Regions from separate parts of the Mus musculus genome. Here region 1 is linked to region 2. A link is a loop called in an ENCODE intact Hi-C map of the cell type or tissue named here. Cell type or tissue: left cerebral cortex. All regions are shown on one strand.

Evidence for each region. A loop is a pair of places that touch in the nucleus more often than their neighbours do. Peaks named below come from ENCODE experiments on the same cell type or tissue, not always from the same donor. Only the 100,000 strongest peaks of a DNase experiment are listed, where the experiment ranks them.
Region 1: a loop joins it to region 2, with 4 times the contacts of the local background. A loop is called at or near these places in 2 of 42 quality-filtered maps.

Annotation. Positions count from the first base shown.
Region 1 is chr1:24,229,197-24,231,696 of GRCm38, reverse strand. Col9a1 (collagen, type IX, alpha 1) reads right to left here. Exons shown (of 38, transcript NM_007740.3): 29 at 1,448-1,501; 30 at 743-814; 31 at 211-246. Among named protein-coding and RNA genes, the nearest start is that of Col9a1, 53 kb to the right of the region's middle. In left cerebral cortex, a CTCF peak has its summit at 1,179; DNase peaks (open chromatin) are centred at 1,103 and 1,990; H3K27ac peaks cover 1,447 bases.
Region 2 is chr1:23,952,551-23,955,050 of GRCm38, reverse strand. No RefSeq gene overlaps it. Among named protein-coding and RNA genes, the nearest start is that of Gm53062, 24 kb to the left of the region's middle. In left cerebral cortex, no CTCF peak of the experiment used is centred here; DNase peaks (open chromatin) are centred at 1,016 and 1,424.

The DNA.
Region 1 (2,500 bases), 280 kb before region 2:
CATCCAAAAACAGTCTGGCTGCACACCAAACTTCACTATGGTTTTCCCTCACTATAAAGCACACTGAGAACAGTTGTGTGCCTTCACTGTTACACCACACCCACAAGCCAGCCAGCCCCTCCTTGTACTTAAAGTGGTGAATACCCAACACCGCAAACCACATGCAATTCTTACCTGTTCACCCTTCCACTAACAACACTCAACACTTACCTGTTCACCCTTGGGACCCGGTTCACCAAATACACCCTAGAGTAAATAAAATTTGACATTTTTCAGCATCATTTCAGATGAGCCGATATCCTTGAATGAGCTGATGGATAAGGTGATGGAAGAGAGCTCCCTGATTCTCACCACTTAATTGAGGACCAGAGGGTCTCGTCACAATTGTTTCCCAAATCTCTGGTAACATGAGAGCATTCTCTGGTCATATTCATATGAATGAACTTTTACTGGTAGGAATAGAAATTTAGAACTAAATAAAAACTATAACTGCAACTGATTTTTTTTTTCTCCTCACCCTTTATTTTTCTTCCTTCTGGAAAGTTAGTTTTGTTTTGTCTTGAATGTCAATTCTCAGTAATTTAACACTATATTTCTTTCACTCTACTTCTTCATGATAATCAGTAAAGAGAGTCTTCACTGGGTAAAGCAACCTTGATTTCCCAACAAAGAAGGAGTAAACATTCCAGATTTAAAAGAGGGGGAACACACACAAAACCACGTAGACCTCTGGATAGCTTACCCTGTCTCCTTTCATTCCAGGAAGTCCAGGGGGCCCAGGCAAGCCAGGAAGGCCAGGGCTGCCAACAGATCCCTGGAAAACAAACAGAAAATCTTCAGAGTCACTGTGTCCTCGATGCTCAAAGTTGACAAGACAGACGGGCAAGGGCGGGGTGGGGATTGGGGGGAGGGGGCCGGGGTATCAACTCATGTGTAAAGTTAGTGTGTGGTTGGTTTAGTGCTGCCTCACTCCTGCGTTCCAGGAGAAGAGGGGTGGGTGGCCTCCCACCTTCCACCCCATCTCTGAATTCCCTCTGCACAGCTCAGCAACAGTGGGCTCTTTCAGCTAATGCCTGGCAGAACGCAGCCCGCTGTTGCTTCTCCTGCTGTGTAAACAGAAGCTACACAAGAAGCAAAGGCCACCATTCATCTACAGTTCCCTTCCATTCCACTAAGAGGCAGATGCCAGCCGTGGCACTTCATGCCTCTCTGGGTTTTCAAATGCATTCTACAAGCCACGCTGATTAAAATACTCATGCAACTATCATAGATACAATTGGAAATTCCATATCAACAGCTTCACACACTCACATAACAACTAAAATAAAAACCATATATACAGTTAATTAGATGATCTTTTGCAATTTTTCTCTGCTTTCCTTTAAAAAAACACCAAAACATATCTGCTTTGCAGGAAGCAAGCATGTAGAGTGGACACTTCACTTACCAGTTTCCCTGGTATGCCTGGAGACCCTTCTGGTCCTACCGGGCCTCTACTGCCCTGTGAAAACATATATGTTGTCATCAGCTAGATATTCAGCCCAGAGTTAAATGCTTCATTATTATATGAAAAGAAATAACATTTCGTCCAGGCTTTTGGTAAAATATAGGTGTTGCCAAAATCTCCCATCACTCCAACTGAAGGCTCAAACCATCCTGTCAAGAGTCTAACCAGTCACCTTCTGTGCACTGCTCATGGAGCCTGCTTGTGCTGTTCATGGGATGCCAGGCCAGAACACCAGAAATGTTCACTGCCTGTACACACAATGATGTTAGTAATTTTCAGCATGTAAGTCACATCCTGTTTTATATTATGACTATTCATATATACACTTTTATGCTCTCACTTAGGCATGTTCTTAGGGTATTCCATACCCACTCACTGGGCATGCTGCAGTGTCTGTGTAAGCTCTTGGGTCTACAGACGCCTTAAAGGAGCAGCTGGCAAATGATTGTGTCCCTCCAAAAAGCATAAAAGGGAAACACAGGGCAGAGATGCTTGCCTTTAAATGATTGCTGCAACCTCCAGAAGACACAGATGGTAGACATTTATAAACTTTCTGAGATAAAATTTCTTGTTGCACTCATTCTAGATCTAAATATGTCTCCAAGGATTGTAGACTTTGTTAAGTGTGACTCACCAATCTCGTGGGCCCATCTCAAATTTTATTATTTGAAATCTAAGTTTTCACATTTCTATTCTACTTGAAACCCTAAGCTTTAAAGAAAAGACATTTTTAAGAAAAGGGGGTATGAGACTTTTACTTCTTTCCTTGAGAACCCAACCTAGTTTTATACAATTTGACTAAAGCCCGTTATATACCTAATGTTGTTTGCAGCTCAGTAGAATGCAGCGGAACACAAGTAGATAGACAGTCGCATTTCCTTCAAGGTTTATCATAAGACTGCAAGGACTAATTTGAGTTAGTTTTCCTTTAAACTTTTATAACAGTTCCACTTTAATAATTCATGATTCTAAAGGCTTTTGATAAGGTTGTAT
Region 2 (2,500 bases):
TGAGAGCAATGGAATATGTAACTTAAGATCACAAAAAACAGGCCTGTGCACATACAAAATTAGATGTGGTAACACCAAATGCTATGGTGAACAATAAGGGGTAGAGATAATTTGCAGTGACGTGGGCTTTATTTTAAAAGAGGACACTTTTGAAGTGACTGAAGGTGGACAACAAGAGAGAACAAAGCACAGAAGGTCAGAGGGGAAAGAGATCCATGCAGAGTGGGATATTGGGAAGGTGCTGGGATAAGAGGAGCAGCGAGCAGGCTGGTGTGAGCTAACGCTGTGCTAAGGGGTCTTCACGAGGAGGTAAGGTCCAAGGCAGGGGCGAGGGAATCAAAGTCGGGCCATGTTGGCCTTGCAAATGATGATAATGTGTATGCATATTATTCGAAATGTGATGCGAGTCCCTGGAAGGTTTAGGGCAGGATATGAGAATCATCTCGCGCACGTGAGTATGTGCATGCGACAAACAGTTTTATTGTGCTACGAAGAGTTGTGTGTTTGTTGAACAGTCACTCTGGCTGATAGAGAGGGCACGTCTGTGGGAAAGCATCATGGAAGAGAAGTGATAAAAACCTGGGAGATTGGTTAAAATGTAACTGTGTGGATGAGGAGGTAGCTCCGTGGCAGAACATAGGCTTAGTATGCACTAGATCACAGGCAGGATCCCAGCTCACACGACCCATTACCCTCATTAGTCCAGGCAAGAGAGAATGCACTGGCACTCTAGCTCTTGTCAGGGAGCTGAACAAAATCACAACCAGAGTAAGGATCGGAAGGGAAAGAGGCGATCCAAAGACTTGGGTCGGGAGCACTGGGCAGGGCAAAGGTCCTTTCTGCTAAGCGGAAGGGATGGTAGAGAACGTGGGAAGGATGCCAGCAAGTGGGCAGCTACAGCTTGTGAGTGCATTCGGGGTTCCTAATTAAACCGATTTAATTTCCTTAGGGGAATTCTACTTGTCACAAAGAAACACGACATCTGCGGGGAGAAAAGGGAGAGACTGTGCTGAAGGTGCGAAGAAAGAGGCGAACGTGTGAAAACTATCACCATGAAAAGTGGGAGAATGGTATCGCCACACACTTGGATCTGGATCACTGTCTTTCCAAAAATTATGCTTTGGCTAAAATGCCGTGATTCCAGTGTGCGCGACGGGGTTCCAGCTTGCTAGCCTTGAGTCCTCCTCTTTCAACTGTCATTACTGCCGCCAGCTCCCAGTGAGACCTAAACCTTATCACATGAATGTCCATCATAAATTCATCTGTAAGCCCTGGACTTTGACAAATGTCTCCTCCATCTCTCTAGCTTACCCACTCTAGCACCCTGTTGAGTTTTGGTCTTTTGCTATGTATCATAATGCTAAATACTGGTCCCCCAAGGCCTGGTTGCCTCCAAGGATCAGAGAATCTGTACGTAGACCCAAGTGATACTATGTAAGCTTGCCACCCTGCCCCCACCCCAGTTATCCCTGAGCACGAACAATTGGTTCTCTCCTTCTACCATATGGGTCCTGGGGATCCAACTTAGTCATCAGGCTTGGTAGCAAACACCTTTACTGCTGAGCTATCTAGCTTAACCTTATACTTAAAAAAAAAAAAAAAAAAAAAAAAAAAAAAAAGTGCCATTTAAGGGACTGGGACGATGGCTTAGCAGTGAAGATATAGAGGACCTAAATTTGGTTCCCAGCATCAATGTCTGGTGTCTCACAACTGCCTGTGACTCCGGGAGATCTGATCTCCTTGGGCATTTGCATGTGGCATACCACACACACACACACACACACACACTAATAATAATAATAATAAAAATAATAATTAATAATAATTAATAATAAATTTAAAATACATTGCTTGTTTTTATGAGACAGGATCTTACAATGCAGCCCTGGTTGTCCTGGAACTTGCTATGTCGACCAGGCTGGCCTTGAACTCACAAAGACCTGGCCACCTCTGCTTCCTGAGTGTTAGGATTAAAGATGTGTTACATTACACTTGTCCTTGCTCCCCCACCTCTTTCCTTCATCCCTGTCTCATCAAACAGACATTGATAATATCCCACCGGAATTTCATGTTGCAAATCTGCTTGCTTTCTGCCCTGTTTAATCTGTCTGTTAGGGTTTCATTTTTAAACCCAGTTCTTCCCTGGCCACCATTATAGCAATCCTCTTATTTCCCTTACTCCTCACTGGCTGCTCTTCTGAGCATCAGATGCTCAGGCCTGGGACTCCCCTCTTGCTTCTGTACTCACCCCTTTGTGCTCTGACTCAGCTTCTTGGCATTCATTGTCACATACCTGTTTGTTTATGGCCTCTAGTTTTGTCCCCTGAACTCCAGGCTTATACATAACTTTCTACCCAACAGCCTCATTCAACTTTCACCTTAAATCCTCTCTGTTCCAGACTGTGAAGGTTTGAATATGCGTGGCCCAGGAAGTGGCACCATTAGGAGGTGTGGCTTTGTTGGAGGAAGTGTGTCACTGTGGGCATGGTCTTTAAGACCC